2 separate regions of the Homo sapiens genome follow, and region 1 is linked to region 2. A link is a loop called in an ENCODE intact Hi-C map of the cell type or tissue named here. Cell type or tissue: PC-9. All regions are shown on one strand. Each heading gives the region's core, and the rest is flanking DNA. Links, peaks and the distances in the headings are about the cores only. Region 1 overlaps LAPTM4A-DT (LAPTM4A divergent transcript). Region 2 holds the start of MATN3 (matrilin 3).

Evidence for each region. Hi-C counts contacts between places; a loop is a spot of excess contacts. Peaks named below come from ENCODE experiments on the same cell type or tissue, not always from the same donor. Only the 100,000 strongest peaks of a DNase experiment are listed, where the experiment ranks them.
Region 1: a loop joins it to region 2, with 8 times the contacts of the local background. A loop is called at or near these places in 105 of 110 quality-filtered maps.

Annotation. Positions count from the first base shown.
Region 1 is chr2:20,088,885-20,097,931 of GRCh38, reverse strand. All of the region lies in intron 2 of LAPTM4A-DT (LAPTM4A divergent transcript), which reads right to left. Among named protein-coding and RNA genes, the nearest start is that of LAPTM4A-DT, 41 kb to the right of the region's middle. RefSeq lists enhancers at 5,673-6,172, 6,173-6,674. In PC-9, for the core only: CTCF peaks have their summits at 3,915 and 4,115 (motif pointing right); a DNase peak (open chromatin) is centred at 4,111; H3K27ac peaks cover 1,503 bases.
Region 2 is chr2:20,012,328-20,021,374 of GRCh38, reverse strand. MATN3 (matrilin 3) reads left to right here and starts at 8,707. Exons shown (of 8, transcript NM_002381.5): 1 at 8,707-8,966. The coding sequence starts at 8,744. RefSeq lists an enhancer at 8,991-9,047. In PC-9, for the core only: CTCF peaks have their summits at 5,517 and 5,718 (motif pointing left); a DNase peak (open chromatin) is centred at 5,694.

The sequences.
Region 1 (9,047 bases), core at 1,680-5,679, 78 kb before region 2:
CATCTCACACTTTGCTTTGTGATACCACAAAGATGTTTTCTTGGTTTGTGTGTGTCTCTGGCCCATCCCTGTGGTTCCCAATGCCTGAGACTGGTTCATAGCAAGTAACCAGACTGGGTCTTTAGAGGTAATTAGGGGAGGGGATGGGCACTGGGAGGGTCCCTGGCTGGAGGTAAGGGACCCAGCTTCCAGGAGGCCTCCTGAGTGCCCTTAGGCCAGTCATGTGTCCCCTGGAGCCACAGCTTCTCATCTTTCAAAGGGGACTTCTGCCTGGGTCAGAGAGCTGTTATGGGACTCAGGTGGCACAACCGTGCGGTGGGCGCTGTCTGCCATGATACTGAAGTATGAAGTACGGGTGTTTATGGAATTCTTTTCTCTCTCCTATTGGCGGGGGCAGTGGAAGGTGTTTTTTTTGTTTGTTTGTTTTTTGTTTTTTGTTGTTTTTTTTTTTTTTTTGAGACAGAGTCTGGCTCTGTCGCCCAGGCTGGAGTGCAGTGGCGCGATCTCGGCTCACTGCAAGCTCCACCTCCCGGGTTCACGCCATTCTCCTACCTCAGCCTCCTGAGTAGCTGGGACTACAGGCGCCTGCCACCAAGCCCAGCTAATTTTTTTGTATTTTTAGTAGAGACAGTGTTTCACCGTGTTAGCCAGGATGGTCTCGATCTCCTGACCTCGTGATCCACCCGCCTCGGCCTCCCAAAGTGCTGGGATTACAGGCGTGATCCACCGCGCCCAGCCGGGCAGTGGAAGGTTTTTGACAGGGAAAGGGCACAGTCTGTTTTGTGCCTTGGAAGGGTGTATCTGGTGACTGGTGAGAATGTTTGATTGATTGATCGATTGAGACAAAGTCTCTCTCTCTTGCCCAGGCTGGAGTGCAGTGGCACAATCATGGCTCAGTGCAGCCTCAACTCCCTGGGCTGAAGCCATCCTCCCACCTCAGCCTCCTGAGTAACTGGAACTGTAGGCATGTGCCACCATGCCAGGCTATTTTTTTTAGTGTTTCATAGAGATGGGATCTTACTACATTGCCCAGGTTGGTCTCAAACTCCTGGACTCAAGAGATCCTCCCACCGTGGCCTCCCAAAGTGCTAGGATTACAGGTGTGAGCCACCAGGCCTAGCCAGGAGAATGTTTTAGAGCACAAACTAAGTGGAGGGATGGGAGTTAGGAGGCAGTTGACAGGGGCCAGATAAAAGATGATGAAAGCCATCTGAGGTAGGCTATGAGAATGGAGGGCAGAGGGTGGGTGGGTGAGAAACCCTAGGAGCAGATGGAGGAGGCTTGGTCATCGGTTAGATTAAAGTGGGAAGGGGCCAGGGTAAGAACAGCCTAGGACAACTCCCAGGGCCTCTAGAAGGGGAAGGAGTAACTTGTTCTTCTAGACGGAGGGCGTTTTCCTCACTGGTCCAGCCTCACTGAGTTTGCTCAGATCCTGAAGGTGGTACAGGCTTTGTGTCTGGCAGCCTGAGGGCTCTCAGAGGGGCCTCTGCGGTCCCAGTTGGCTCTTCAGCAGCCAGGACCCCACCCCCATCAACCACTGACTCAGTAGGATGGACACAGGCTCCCACAAATAGGACTCCCCCTCATTGTGGTAGACAATTCATTAAATGTGGGCAGAGAAACATATTTACAGAGACTATTTCATTCCCTTTTATAAGTCATTTTCCAACACAGTGACATAAGCATAGTTGTTGGACATTGGAGCTACTGGGACTTTTAGAATTCTAGTCCAGCACCTTCATTTTACAGACGGGAAAATTGTGTCCCAAATAATTCAATTTGACAAACAATGAGCATTGAGCACCTATGATGTGGCAAGTAAAATCAAGCAGAGTAAGAGACTATGAACTGATGCATGGGGTGACATCTTAGGCTGTTCAGGAGCAGTTTCTCTAATAAGATGAGACTTAGGACCTCCCAGGCACTTCATCGACATGAAGGCCTTCAGCGGAGGCAGAAAGTGGACCGCAGAACTCCCTTTCCAAAGTAAGCTTACGCTCTGACTCCTACCACAGGCAAACTTAGCTGGATGCCTTTGCTTCCCTGGCTACATTCTAGAACGACAAGATCTGGTTACATTCTGGGGAAAATGGTATTTCCATCTATATTCAAAGGGTGGAAAAAAATACCTACTGTCAGAGAAATTGTCAAGGAAATATTTCAAGAAAATGTCCCAGACAAGAGGGACAAGTTTCCACATTAAAAGGGCCCATTCCAGCACAATGGATGAAGAGACCTACAGCAAGGTCGGTTATTGTGAAATTTCACAACACTGGGGACAAAGAGAAGATGTAAAAGCTCCCAGAAGAACAGAAAAAAAAAATCCCATCACATACAAAGGAGACAGAAATCAAGCTGGCTTTATGTTTCTCAGTTGCAACATTTTTTAAAGCAATGGAGCAGTGTTTTCAAAATTCTAAAGGAAAATGATTTCTAACCTAAAACCTATACCCAGCCAACCTATCAATCAACTGCAAGGGTAGAAAAGACTTTTCCAGGTATTCAAGTATCACGGCCCCAAATGCACCTTTTCTCAGAAAGCTACTGGGGGATGTGCTCTATCAAAACATAGGGGTGAAATGAGGAAGAAGGCAAGGGGACCTTAACCCAGGAGAGAGATGAAGGGATTTTCCCAAATGGTTATGCACAGGACTCTAGGGTTCAGAAGAGCTTCCCAGGAGGGTGAAGTTGGTAGGACACCACAGGCTTTCTGAACAGCCTGAAAGGAGATGTCTATACTTGACAAAAACTTTGGGGTTTCATTAGTAATAAGTACTTAGAAACTTAAACAAACTAAAACAAAGAAGCAAACAACAAGGTAATGATTAATTTCAGGAAAAGTACAAAATAAGCAAGCAAAAGGTTACCATGGTCTACTATATGATTCAGCTGTGAGTATTGTTGATGTAGTAATAATAATGTAATGCAAACTATTAATGAACTAAAATTATAATGTAACTCTATTTGAAGGGATAGGAAGTATGTTTATGTATACTGCTCTCACTATACATAAACATCTCATCTTCTGTAGCAGAAACTCAACGAATGACATTATAAGTAGAAAAATCAAATAGTAATCTAAGCATAATATTTACAGCTATGAAGGTAAATACTAAAAGAACCAGCTGAAAGCTTGGGAAGCAGGAAAAGGCAAAATCTGAGACTGGGGGCAGGGATCCTTAAACTATGACCATGCATAAACAATAAAAATTCAAACTAAACTCCCCCTCCCCAGGCATTCAGTGTTCTTTGTGGTTTGGCCTCAAGCTGTTTTTACAAGCTTATTTTCCACTGCCCCTCCTTCTTCTGACATACCCCTGATGCCCCAGCTTCAATTATAAACCCCTCCCAGAAACTGCCACCTTTCTCTAGAATGGCTTCCTCCTGCCTGTCTCAAGGTCCTAACTTAAACCCAACCTCTCCCAAGAAGCCTTCTCAGATCCCACAGAGCCAACCCCACCCACCGCCCAAGGAGGAATCAGCTGTTCAGGCTTCCTCCTCCTTATTGCAGCCATCCTGCTCCTCACGGGCTAAGGATCCATGCATGAGGCTGCCTCCCCACTGGGACCCAGGAGCCTGAGAGCAGGGCCTTGCCACTGTCTCCTACAGGGCCCAGCACCCCTGTGTATGGCCCCAGTTGCCTTGTTGAATCACAGTCCTTGGCATCAGGGCCAGATTCATACGTGGGGTGATATCAGTCACTCCAGAAGCCCCAACCCTGGGCTGTGAGGGTGGCCGACGGTGACTTCCTCCTGCCATTCAGGACAGAGGCCAGAGGCCTTCTTTCCCTGCTGGGCTCATGCTGCCAACATGCTCCTCCCAGGCTGCCCCCCACTCACTGGCTGGGCCCAGTCTTTCCCCTCACAGCCCTGTCCCTTGGCTTCTAGGCTCTCAACCTGTTTAGAAGGCAAGCTTGGTACAGGAGTCAGATTTCCTCGGAAAGATGGGGGGACAGTTAATTGAAAAAGGAGTACGTGTTCTTCTGGTGTCTTCTCACATTACCAGGAGGTCGCCAGCCCTTGGCATGGCCTTGTCTGAGGGATTTTGGCAAGGCAGGCTTGCTGTGTCTTTAATAAAAGCCCAAGCTCCCAGAGAGACCGTGTGGATGTCCTGCAGGGGGTGCCTTTGAGAGGAGCATGGAAGAGAGATTTTTTTTTTTCTCCCAGGCTGGAGGGAGATCACAGGGAAGCCTGTGAACAAAAGGCCAGCCCAGGTGCACCTTGGCCCCCTGGACCTTAGACCCCAGGGCTTCCAGCCTTGCCAGACATTCCCACAGTGGCTCAGAGCCACTGACCCGACGGGTCCATTTCAGATTCCTTCAGTCTGTGGTTGTCCAAACGGTAAATAGGAAGACCAGTAACTGATGACAGCAGGAAGTTCCTGAAGTTTTCACGCTGTGTAAGACCCCCACAGCCTGGGCACAGTCCTGGTGTGTGGGGATTTGGGGCAAATTAAAGTTGATTTGGAAGAATTAAGGCTAAGAGTCAGTGGGTCTCAGAGGCTTCTGCCCTTGCAGCCTACCTGGGCTGAGTGTGCACATGGCTGGGATCTCAGCGACACGTGAGGATGGCTTTTGTTCCCAGGGTGGCTGTGCCAATGAGGATGGCGAGGTCACACCAGAGACTGGGTGCCAAAAAGTGCCAAATTGCTCACAAGGGGAAAGGAATTACCACAAACAGTTTAGGCTAATTAATTCATCTCGTGAGGCTGGAAGGGGTGCTTGGATTCATGGCCACCTTCTACCAGGACAAGACGAAAAAGTGGCCAAAGAAGCCTGGTGGCTGGGAAGCCCTGGTGTCTGCCTCACACCTGCTTCAATGTGGTCCATACTGGGGAGGACTTTGCATGTCGCTGTGTAACCTGGAAGGAAGGGAAGAAGGAAAGAAGATCGACCTGTTCTTTCTGATGGAGCACGCCCCACCCTAAGCCTGGGGCAGGCATGTGTGGGCCTGCCTGGCTCAGTGATGGGGAGGCCACCAGAAATCTGTCTTGGGGACACAAGAGCTTTCTGGGAAAACATTCAAATTTGAGGACACAAAGTGTATCTTCACAAAGAGGACCCAGACCCAAGTCTGAATCAGTAAGAATCCCTTACTGACAAATCTCGAAGATGAGGAATGTTGGAAGGCCCACAGAATGGCCACCACTCTGGTTCATTCCCCCGCCCGGCGCCCTCATGCCTTCAACAGTAGAGTTAGTTCCATAGTTGAGTTAAAATAGAATGAGTGACTTCACCAAAGCTCTGTGAGTTATTGCAGCTTGCACTTTGAAACCATCTGGGAAGTGTAGCATTTTCCTGTAACAACGTGGCTTGGAAGACCCCAGACAACATAGTGCCGCTATGGCACCTCATGGGGAGCCTGGTTCATCATCATGGTGGTGACCTGGGGCAGTGGCAGTGGCACCGGGCAAAGGCGGCAGAGGCTGGTGGGATCTGGCAGCGGGCCCCAGGTGGGTCGTGGTGGCCCCAGCAGGTGACTTCATCTAGAGGGGGACACCAGCTGGGCCTCGGCGGGCACATACCTTTCCAGGAATTAGAAATAGGCACCCAGTCTGGGCCCCCCTCCGCTGGTCAGAAGCAGAACTTGACAAGCAGGGCTCAGGCTGTGTTCCAGGCTCAGGCTGTGTTCCAGCCTCTGCTTACTCCAGGCCAGGCACCTTTGGGTGACGGCCCTGGACACCAGTGAAACCCCGTAGGAAATCCAGATGTGCAGAGAAGAGACTGGGGGTGCCATGGACGTGGGGGCTGGGAAAACACCCTGGCTAGAGCAATGTTTTAAAATCTAGAAAACCATGAAGAAAATAATGGAAAGCATTTGTAACCTCAGCATTTGATCTTCAAGTTTCAGAAAACTCGATGCAGAGCGAAATCCGATTCTGAGGGTCGTTTAAGAGACCTTCCTTCAGGAGATGCTTTGGGTCTCACTGGAGGAACCAGGGCTTTGCTAGACCCCGGGCGCAGCTGCTCCCTCACTTGCCTGCAGCCCTGGCCAGGATGACTACAGTTTATGCTGAAAAGCGTTACTGCTTCCTGTGCAGTCCCCACTCAGGAATTCCATTTCTCTTGGTAAGAGTCCATGTGTCAGATTCCTGGGGCTCACTGTCCCTGGAAAGCCCCCAAGCTCTGGAAAATGATTCATCGATTCATGCTCATTTCAGAATATTGCTTGAGAACCTTCTCTGCCCCATCCTTACCTTCAGGGAAAAAAAAAAAATCAGTGTGTAAAAAGGCCAACATAATCGCTGGCACTCCTCCCCTCTGCCTGCGTGGGCCAGCACCTCTAACTCCCTGCAGCTGTCCCTTCTACTCAAAAGCCTGGCCCCGCTGTGTCAGGGCCATCATGAGGCCCCCATCACGAGGTCCTCACACCGCCTGCCAGAGATCTGGCTCAGGCTGCTTCCTCGCAGCAGTCATTCCCAGGAGGTCTCATTGTACGTCCCCAGCTTCATTCTGCCTTTTGCAATATCCCTTAGTATTGGCTCAGGAATAGTCTCCACCCTTTTCTTAAAGGTCCCAACAGATGAGAGAAGGTGATTGCAATGGAAGGAGGAACTGCTTCCATTGCACTCCTCTGATAAAACTTCAAGGTTCTGAAGGTCATAAGAGGTGGAAATGGAATAAGAAGGGTATTTTGAACCCCTTTAGCCCTGGACAGTGTGAACACACATCACCCTCACACACACGCTGACACAACACACCTGCATGCTCACACCTGAGTGCTCACACTGTGTAACGGGCTCAACCTCAAGCTGACCCCTAAGAACTTTAACGCTTCCCTGAGTGGGAAAGGGGTTGCAAACAGCTTCCGACACCAGAGGTGGAGGCTTCAGTTGTCTTTTAGGGAAGATCCTTCTTTTTGCTTTTCTTCCTTCCTTGTCTCTCTCCCTTCCTTCTTCTTTCCTTCCTTCCTTCCTTTTTTTCCTGGCTTCTTTCCTTCCTCAGCAAAAAGGGCCCTTGAGTCCCACAAATGTAGTGTGACCATTGTCCTTGGGGGAAACTGTAGTTATTAACTCATAAAAGATTGTGTATAGACCCGTGTAATGAGGAATGTCTGAGTTGTCACCAAAGCTGCTGGGAATTTGTGTGGGGTAGGAGGTGGCGAGGGGTGTATGTGCAGGGACAATGTGGAAAGAAGGGAAGAAAAGAGCTTCCGAAGTGTGGAGGAGGAGGAGGGACAACCCTGGGCCTTCACGTGGCTTGTTCCTGGGGTGAGGCGGTCACTGCCCAGGCATTTCACACCGGCCGTTATGAGGGCTTCTCGAAAGCTTTTTCTTCAGGAAAATGAAAATACATAAACACCACAGATATGCTCACAGATAATTGTACTACATTGTTCGGAAGTAAAAGAACTGTTTCTAAAAAAATAAAAATATTATAAACACCACCTAATCAACACGTTGAAATTAATAGCTGAACTGTGTGAGTGCATACTGTCAGCAAGCTATGGACATGTTGCCCTCCATGAGCTGGCGCTCCAGTGTGCTTGGGGAGGCCATCCCAGGCGGAGAGGGCTTCTTTGAGGGGGTGCAGGCTGAACAGAGGGAGGAAGCCGAGGGGCTGCTTTCATGAGGCACTTGGTGGGAGGCAGGATCAGGAATAGCACTTTTCTTCCTCATTTACACGGAGGCAGAGCACCATCACTGCTCTGGCCATGGGGAGTGGACCTTGGCGGCTTTCAGGTGATCACATCACCGAGAGTCCTTCAGGAAACTTGAAGAGCAATGGGCACTGGCTGGGGAGGCCAGACCAAGAGAGGATACCAGGAGTGCCAGGACATCTGTGGTGGACCAATGGGCTCGGGAACTCTTGGGGTCCCCTTTTGAAGATGCCCAGAAAATAACCAAGAGGTCAAACACAGGCTGCAGAGGTACTGAGGGTCTGCCTCCTGCTAATAGGAACTCAGAGTCACTGATATTTGGGCTATCAGTTCAAAAGAATCTTTTCTGCTCTGTTCTGATAAAAACAGGCGCTAGCAGCTATCTCAAAAGGCCAACCTTATGTTCCACAAGAATGATGTTATCTGCAGGAGTGATTGGAAAAGTTGTGTATCTTGTGACCTCCGGAATAATGGCTGGCAATAATTTATGTCTACACCTTAGCAGAATTTAGGCTCCTCTCCTCCCCCTAACCTGGTGGTCTCTCATTAGCTTTACAAAGGTGGTTGAGTTTTGGGGGAAGGGCTATTATTTAAACTATAAATTATTGTCTTCCAAAGCTAGCCCTAAGCCTATGAATAATGAAGTCAGCTTGAAGGCAAGAGTGGGGTTGGTAGATCAGATCTCTGCCATTGCCATAATGTTCTCACTGTTATCATTTTTGCAAAGGTGGTTTTACTTCTACATACTCTCTAAAAGAATTCACCAGATCCTTGAAATTTATCCAGGGACTGCAGGTGAAGAACAACAAAGCTAGAGAAAAGGGTGTTTGGTAATCCTGATTCTAATGAAAAAATTAAACTTCATATTGAAGTTAATCTTGTTCAAAAGTTATCATGTCTTAGGGGAAGTAGTGCAAAATGCAGAAGTAGTTTAAACATCCATCAGAAGGGTCCTCACTCTACCAGGACAGGACATTTACTCCCCAGTCTGTGTGTGACACTTTCAGCTGCAATAAGAACTTCTTTCACCAGAGTAAATTCAACAAAGGTTTGTTTTTAAAAAAATACAAACAAACCCAGGCTATTTGATTCTAAAGCCTGTGGTTTTTTATCCCCCCATTATACCACAGGTACCAAACTAGACAGATGTTTAAGTTATTTAATAACTATGATTAAATTGTTGAACTATAATCAAAGGATGTAATTTAAAAAGAAAATTGTTGCATTCAAATTCCCAACACTATGCTGAAGCGAAAGTTAAGAAAAAGAACTTTGTATTCTGGTCAAGGAAGAGGGAGTTGGAGACAGGCAGCAACTAGAAACAAGGCAGTCAGTGATCAAAGGGGAGAACCTTAAATGCAGTCCAAGGACAGGACAGGCAGCCTGCATGGCTTTCTAGCAGAGACCATGGCTGGAGAAAGGAGGCTAGGGAAGGTTGGTAGGTGGGAG
Region 2 (9,047 bases), core at 3,300-7,299:
CTGGATGTCCAGACAAAAGTTTGCTGCAGGGGCAGAGCCCTCATGGAAAATTCCTATTAGGGCAGTGCAGAAGGGAAATGTGGGGTAGGAGCCCCCACACAGAGTCCCAATGGGCACTGCCTACTGGAGCTGTGAGAAGAGTGGCACCATCCTTCAGACCCCAGAATGGTAGATCCACTGACAGCTTGCACTATGCACCTGGAAAAACTGCAGACACTCAGTGCCAGCCTGTGAGAGCAACCAAGAGGGGGGCTGTACCCTGCAAAGCCACAGCAGCAGAGCTGCTCAAGGCCATGGGAATCTACTTCTTGCATGAGTTTGACCTGGAATGTGAGACACAGAGTCAAAGGAGATCATTTTCGAGCTTTAAGATATGACTACCCCTCCCCAGGATTTTGGACTTGCACGGGGCCTCTAGCCCTTTCGTTTTTGTCAATTTCTCCCATTTGGCACAGGTGTATTTACTCATTGCCTGTATCACCCTTGTACCTTGGAAGTAACTAAGTTGCTTTTGATCTTGCAGTCTCATAGGCTGAAGGGACTTCCCTTCTCTCAGATGAGACTTTGGAACTGTGGACTTTTGAGTTAATGCTGAAATGAGTTAAAGCTTTAGGGGACTGTTGGGAAGGCATGATTGGTTTTGAAATGTGAGTACATGAGATTTGGGAGGGGCTGAGGCAGAATGATATGATTTGGCTGTGTCCCCACCCAAATCTTACCTTGAATTGTAATAATCCCCATGTGTCAAGGTTGGTGCCAGGCAGAGATAATTGAGTCATGGGGGTGGTTTCCCCCACACTGTTCTTGTGGTGGTGAATAAGTCTCATGAGAGCTGATGGTTTTATAAACGGGAGTTCCCCTGCACAAGCTTTCTTGCCTGCCACCATGTAAGATGTGCCTGTGCTTCTCCTTTGCCTTCTGCCATGATTGTGAGGGCTCCCCAGTCATGTAGAACTGTGAGTCCATTGAACCTCTTTTCTTTATAAATTACCCAGTCTCAGGTATGTCTTTATTAGCAGCATGAGAACAGACTAATACACCTCCAGAAACTGGAAATTCCTGGGCCCAGAACCCAACCATCTGATTCAGCCCATATAGGGTGGGGGCCCAGGAATCTGTCTTTGATAAGGCCTCCCGGGTGATTCTGACAGTCCAGTTGCAGGCCCACTGCATCAGGGCATGGGGACTACAGGCCTCCTTCCCCTTTGTTTGATTTGCACCCAGAGCTGGAAAAGACTGAACCTCTGAGAGATATGAAAAGGCTTCCATTGGAGGTTTCTGTAAATAGCACAACTGCATGTTTTGTCATAAATCAGTAAGTCTAGGATGTGGAAAAAATATATCTTGGGATCCATGGCCTTGCATGTGTCCTGGGAGATTTTAGAGCCAGGCTCTGCACAACCCGAAGTCAAGAAAGGGCATGACTCTTGGGAGTGACAACTTGTTGGAAGCGGATTCCAACCATGCTTCCCATTTGGCCTGAGCTGAGAGCTAGCAGTTTCCCTACTCGCAGGACACCAAGCAACAAGAACAAAGAAATTGCTCCACCAAGGCTATCTACTTATGAAGATGAAAAGCTGTTAGAAAGTGGTTAGGATTAGATCAGCCAACGTGAGTGGCCTCTTGAGGAGAAGCCAACCTGGAATGAGAGATGAAGGGTTCTTGTTGAATCTTCTAAGAGAAGGGCCCTCTGAGGGCCCCCATCTATCCCCATCATAAGCAATGTCTAAATAAATTGTGCTAGATCCTGTTGTAGTTTCCAAATATTTGCCATTTTTCCAGCAAAAAGTTGATATTAATATTTCCCAACTGCTGCCATCAGGCTTGGCCACGTGGCTTGCTCCAGCCAATAACGTGAATGAAATTGATTTGCCACCTTCTTGCAGGTGCATGATTCTACCATCTTTTTTCCTTCCTTTGCCTCAAGACCAGCACATTCCAGATTGGGCCTGCTCCTATGTCTGGGTGCCAGAATGAAGAAGACATGGAGGAGAGCTGCAGCCAACCTATGAAGGACACATAACACAGCAAGAAATAAACGTCCTTTGTTATAAGAACATGAGTGTGGGGCCATTGGTTACCATAGCATAACCTAGCCAAAGTTGACTAATAAATAGTTTTTTAGAATTGTAAAAAAATTATAGCAATATTAAAGTGATTTTTTTAAAGAAAAGCAACTCTTAATTTACTTTCTAGCCTTGGTTAAATAGTTTTAATTTCCACAGATGCTCACATGCTAATGTGCTGAAACAGACATTACACTTTAGGCTGCGTCTCCCCCAAACTTCTTCCCTAGAAGGAGCCTGGTGTTGGAGGAGGATCTCACTCCACTGCTAGAGAAGGCCAAGGAAGAGATGGTCTGTGGAGCCAATGCCCAGCACAGGGCAGTCTGTTGTCAGTGAAGTGAAACAGAGCACTCGCCACCACTCAATTCCTGGAAAAAGCAGTGCCAGGCTGTTTCTCTTCCTACAAACAATCTATCATGCCTGTTGACTACTCTGCCAAGGAAAGGCTGAATATCAGCTCTGTTCCATGATCTCCCATTTCCTGAAGTCTCAGTCCTAACAGAGGTTGTGAACCTGCATGTGGTAAGGTAGAATTTCTGGGAATTTAGTAGCAAACAATGCAAGCATTGCCTCTGCCCTCTTGGAGCCTATGCTCTAGTGGAGTCTGATGGAATGAATGCATTTAATACATATTAAATAATTACAAAGTGAGTAAGGCCCACTGAAGCAACAAACCAGACACTTGTAATAGATTGAAAGGGCAGAGGCAGCAGAAGAAAATCTATTTAATACAGACGTTTTCAAACATTAGTGAATCATGAATTCTATTTAGATGTTTATAGCCAGATTTTTAAGAAAATGAAATAGAAATGAATGGAGTTGAATAAAATAGGAATCATTGGAGTGCATCACATGTGTTGTCAATATTGCTTTATAAAACTCATTTCTGGGCCAGGCACGGTGGCTCACGCCTGTAATCCCAGCACTTCGGAAGGCCGAGGCGGGCGGATCACGAGGTCAGGAGATCGAGACCATCCTGGCTAACACGGTGAAACTCCATCTCTACTAAAAATACAAAAAAAAAAAAAAAAAATTAGCCAGGCATAGTGGCAGGCACCTGTAGTCCCAACTACTCAGGAGGCTTAGGCAGGAGAATGGTGTGAACCCGGGAGGCGGAGCTTGCAGTGAGCAGAGATCGCACCACTGTACTCCAGCCTGGGCAACAGAGCAAGACTCCGTCTCAAAAAAAAAAAAAAACTTATTTCTGTTGTATATATGTATTATATATTTGTGCAGTAACTGGCTCATAATATAAAATGTGTTGTTATAGTGAATTGTGGTAAAAACAAATTTGAAAAACCTAATTTACAATATGGCTTCAGAGAATCAACTCTGGGGAAGACATTACAGTGAACTGGCTGACTTGATAATTGTTTTTTTATTTACTAGTGAAACTTAATGCTCATGCTTGTACTTCTAAAATGAAACAATAAAAATTAAAACCAATCTTTTATTAAAGGAAGCAAAAGTGTTATGAGTTGCTCTTTTCAAATATTGATTCTACTATTTTGAATAGAAATATGTCTTAAGTTGTAAATGTTAGTTAATAATAGTAGGTCATTAACAGCCCTCTTCAGAACTTACTGGCAATAATGAAATGTGCTTCCTGTGTTTCAGAAATAGTGTTTTTTTTTCTTTTTTAGAGCAAGCCAAACTTTGCCTTCAACCTCATCTCATTTGCAAGCTACTCTCATATAGCTAAGAATTTGGTATTAAAAATAGGCACAGGCCTTAAAACACAAGAGTTTAGATTTAGTTTCCATGTTTTCTGCTTATTCACAGAAATATTGACTGATTGATTGATTGAGACAGGGTCTCACTCTGTCGCCCAGGCTGGAGTGCAGTGCTACGATCATGGCTTACTGTAGCCTCAATGGCCTGAGCTGAAGCAGTCCTCCTACCTCAGTCTCCCGAGTAGTTGGGACCATAGGTGTGTGCCACCACACCTGGCTAATTTTTAAAAAATTTTTCATAAAGATGGAGTCTCACTATGTTGCCCAGGCTGGTCTTGAACTCCTGGGCTCAAGCGCTCCTCCCACCTCCCAAAGTGCTGGGATTACAGGCATGAGCTACCACATCCAGTCTAGAAATATTTATTTAATAAAATAAATATTAATGGGTAGTACCAATCCGTAATTTGTACTATCTTAATCCCTGTGGCAATTAAAAAACAGAGATGGCAATACAACTTGTAGGCTATTGAACATATTCATTTTTCATAATTACTTGTTTTTTTCAGGTGGGTAAATTGCAAAAAACATAGGTAAAGAGTTCTATACTTTCTGGAAAAGACTTCCACCTTGGGATTGAGACAGTTTTGAACACAAAAGAAAACAAATTTTTTTCTCCAAGTACATGGTCTGTCATTTATCAGATTTAAGAAGTCTTGGGACATCTTTTGACAACATTTTCTCCAATGCATCCATGGAATCAAAGGACTTTTCAACTTGTTTGGGGGTAGATTTTTTGGTCTAAAGTTGGAAACATATGTCTTCTTTCAATAGAACAGTGGATGTCTGCACACGTATTTTTCAATGTTTACACCTACAAGTCTATGCACATTCAAGACATTGGCAACAGTGGTGTTATTGGCAAGGGTGGTTGGGATAGTTCCTTTTCACCATATACCTGTAGTATATGCCACAGGTTAGCTGTCAACTCCCATTCCAATGCATGTTTTCCTTTGCCTTCTTCACTGTGGATCAAAAAAGCTAAGAACTTACCTTTCAAGACCCCCTTGTGGCCAGGTGTGGCCATGAGATGTCAGCAGCAAATATCTTTTGGTCCTTTGCTCTTTGGCCTTTGGTCTTCCCTCTTCCTTCATCCTGGAATGCCAACATGATACTTGGAGTTCCAGCAGCCTTGGGAACAAAATCCACACATTAAGGGCAGCAAAGCAGGAGACAAGTGGTTCCTTAAGTAGCTTGCAAGTCTTATTCTACTGCTGAAATCCTAGTTGTGAGAAAAATAATTCTCCCAAGATGTTGAATTTATTGCTTGTAAGAAGTAATGCAAAGTTGAAAGTAATCCTAACATTTGGTCGGTTTCTTTTTTCTTTTCAAAGTTTAGACCAAGTGCATGTATTACCTACTTTAAAAATAATAAAATTCTAAAAACAATGTAAAGTGTATATATAAATCTTTGTTGTATTTCTTAGATTTTTGAATAGTTCAAAAAACCTCTGTTTGGCTTTTTTATGACCTAAGTCTTTAGGTTATCAAAAAGTTATTCTAGTCTTTATCTTGACAAAGTAGTATAAGATAATATGCAGTGGTAGAGAAATATAGCTTTTGCAATATTCCCAAGTAAACACCTGAAAGCAAAGTTACCACCTGGTCCAGCAGCCAGTTGAGTTGGTGACATGCAAGAAGGCCCTACAGCCACCTGAATTCCTCTGTCAGAAGAGCTACCTTTGTTTTATTTGACAATCTTTGGACATCAGATGTAAGACAACCGCCCTGGAGTGTGAACTCTGGAGATACAAACTTATCAGACAATTTCTATTTCATTCAAGATGGCATGACTTTCATACACCAGCATCTGAAATTGTCTGAGATACTGACAACGAATGTGTAGGGACATTCACCAGGGAGCTGAGATTTTTATTTTGAGCTCTTTAAAACAGTGCCCCCCAGTGGTATGCAATAGAAAAAAAAAATCACAAGATTAATATATCCACATTGTTGGTGCAAACAGAACCCATTCCTGCTAGAATGAGCTGAAAAAGAGGCTAAGCATGGTGGCTCACATGTATAATCCTAGCACTTTGGCAAGCTGAGGTGGGAGGATCACTTGAGCCCAGGAGTTCAAGATCAGCCTGGGCAACATAATTAGACCCTGTCTCTATAAAGAATAAAAAAAAATTAGTTGGGCGTGGTGGTGCACACCTGTGGTCCCAGCAACTCGGGAGGCTGAGGCAGGAGGATTGCTTGAACCTGGAGGATTGCTTGAGCCCAGAAAGTTGAGGTTGCAGTGAGCTCTGATGACACCATTGCACTCCAGCCTGGGTGACAGAATGAGACCCTGTTTATAATAATAATAATAAAGAAACAGAAAAAGTATATATTAAGGGTATTATTTGTCCCACTACTAGCTCAAAGTACAAATGGAAAAGCCAACCATTCCTCAAGAAACATCACTCCCCAGTTGAAGTGGAATTCCAAATGTTATAATCAATATGTGTTGACTACGAATGTGAATAGTGCCCCTGTGAACTTGTGCAATGTACACCTACACCATCCATATGTAGCCCTGGATATTAAGTGGTTCAAATAATTTCTGGAAAGGTTCAAGAATCAAGCTTGGAAGCCACACAGTCATCAACCATTCCCAAAATTATACTGCAGGTTTGCTATATGGGAGACCTAGAGTCACTGCTGCTTGGCATAGACACCACATATGATCGATGAAGACTGGGCCACTTATGTACATCCTAGCTGCAAGAGATGCTGGGGAAGCAAGTTCTTGGAGTCAACTTGGGGAGGTGCTGACTCATGAAGTTGGAAATCCCTAAATTTAGGAAGGTATTTGTGATGGTGAATTTTAATGTGTCATCTTGACTGGGCTAATGGATGCCCAGATAGCTATTAAATATTATTTCTGGGTGTGTCTGTGAGGATGTTTCTGGAAGAGATTAGCATTTGAATCGGTAGACTGAGCAAAGAAGATCACCTTCATCTATGTGAGTGGAGTGGGCATCATCCAATCTGTTGAGGGCTTGAATGGAGCAAAAAGACAGTGGAAGGCAAATGTGTTCTCTGCTGGAGCTGGGCCAACCAGCTTCTCCTGTCCTTGGACATCAGCATTCCTGGTTCTTGGGTCTCTGGACTCAGATTGGGCCTTATGTCATTGGCTCTCCTGCTCTTGGGCCTTCAGGCTTGGACTGGATTACACCACTGGCTTTCCTGGGCCCCCAGCTTGCAGACAGCAGACTGTGGGACTTCTCAGCCTTCATAATCGCATGAACCAATCCCTCATAATCTCAATTACTCCCCCCACCCTCTCTCTATATGTATGTGTATATAAAATTTATTGGTTTTGTTTCTCTCAAGAACCCTGACTAATGTAGGGTTCAAAGGCTTTGGGGATCATTCTAAAAGCAAGACGAAAGACAAATGTCCACCAGAGCTTGCAAATACTGTATTTATCAATCCCTCCTCTTCTTGGCATAGTTTCTTTCAAACTTCTTAGTGTCCTCTTCCCATTATTACAAACTTCTCGTTTCTTCTAAGGTCCTTCTAAATTGGTGAGTTCTCAGTGGGAGTTGAGTGACCTTTTCCCTCAGTGTGACTATCACTGCCCAATGTCATTGATACATTATACAACTCCCCATCCCCACTTCCCCTCAGCTCCTGTTAACCACCATTCTTTCTGTCTCTATGAATTTGACTACTCTAGATTCCCCATGTAAATGGAATCATACAGTATTTGTCTTTTTGTGACTAGCTTATTTCACTTAACATAATACTCTCAAGGTTCATCCATTTTGTAGCATCTGCCAAAATTTCCTCCCTTTTAAGGCTGAACAGTATTCCATTGTACGTAGATACTGCATTTTGCTTTTCCATTCACACAAAGAGAGACACTTGGGTTGTTTCCGCCTCTTGGCTATTGTGTATAATGCTGCTACCAGCATGGGGTACAAATATGAGAAGTGAGGTTTAGGATCGTGTGAGGAGGATCACTTGTAGAGGGAAAATAGTGAAATAGGACGACCAGATAGGCTCTGTTGGAACTCGCGCCCATTGTTTTAAGACGCAGCTCAAATGTCACCTGGTTTTAGAAGTCTTCCTGGTCTCCGCAGGCAGTCAGTATCTCTTTCCTAAATCCACCACATTCCCGTAGACAGACACCACATTTATGCAAATCTCCTTCTCACAGACAGTGAGTTCCATGGGGGTCCCCTGGCAGCCTCCAGCCCTGTACCATGCTAACTCTTCCGGAGAGGAAATGGGGCCTCGGGAGAGCCTTTGAAGCCTGTGTTGGTACAGGCTGTCCTTCCAGCTAACGGGGCTCTCTGGGGAATGTATGTTTGACTTTCTATTCCCGGTAATATAAGTTCAAATGTTTGTGGATATTTGAAGCTCGGATGAAAGCGTTTCTATTCATGCCCCTAGAATCTGTGAGGCCTTTTCTTTCTTTTTTTTTTTTTAAACAAGAGCCCACAGCAAAACTTGGGTTACTTGGCTGAGGAAAGGAATGTAGAGCTAGGAGCAGGGTTTCATCTTCAGCCCCAGTCGGGCAAACCAGTGGCAGAAGGGAAAGCAGAGCCCAGGGGTCCCCATCCCGTACCTGGGGCGCAGGCCCCGCTGGGGTGGGAGGGAGAGTGGAGGGCCGGGCAGGCTGCAGCCGCGGATGGCTGCCCCCCCTGCCCCGGTGTTACTGGGAGGACGGAGGTTGCGACAGCAGCCGAGCCCACCCAGTTGCAGCCGGCTCGGGGCTTAGGGCAGGGGCGGGAGGTGACCACCGCGCCGCTGGCCGCCTCGCCCAGACATTCCGTTTCTGCCGCTGGAATGCGCGGACAAGGCTCCTTGTTGGCCTTGGGCGGGGTTCGCCGGGCCGGCCTGGCGCTCGAGGCCCCGGGGCGGGGCGGGGCCCGAGGCCGCGGGACCTTTAAATCCGAGCCTCGCGTGGGCTCCTGGCCCCCGACGGACACCACCAGGCCCACGGAGCCCACCATGCCGCGCCCGGCCCCCGCGCGCCGCCTCCCGGGACTCCTCCTGCTGCTCTGGCCGCTGCTGCTGCTGCCCTCCGCCGCCCCCGACCCCGTGGCCCGCCCGGGCTTCCGGAGGCTGGAGACCCGAGGTCCCGGGGGCAGCCCTGGACGCCGCCCCTCTCCTGCGGCTCCCGACGGCGCGCCCGCTTCCGGGACCAGCGAGCCTGGCCGCGCCCGCGGTGCAGGTACAGGCGGGCGGCGGGAGGGACGCGTGAGCATCGAACGAGGAGAAGCCCAGGGCATCCACCAAGCGCGCTTCATCCCGG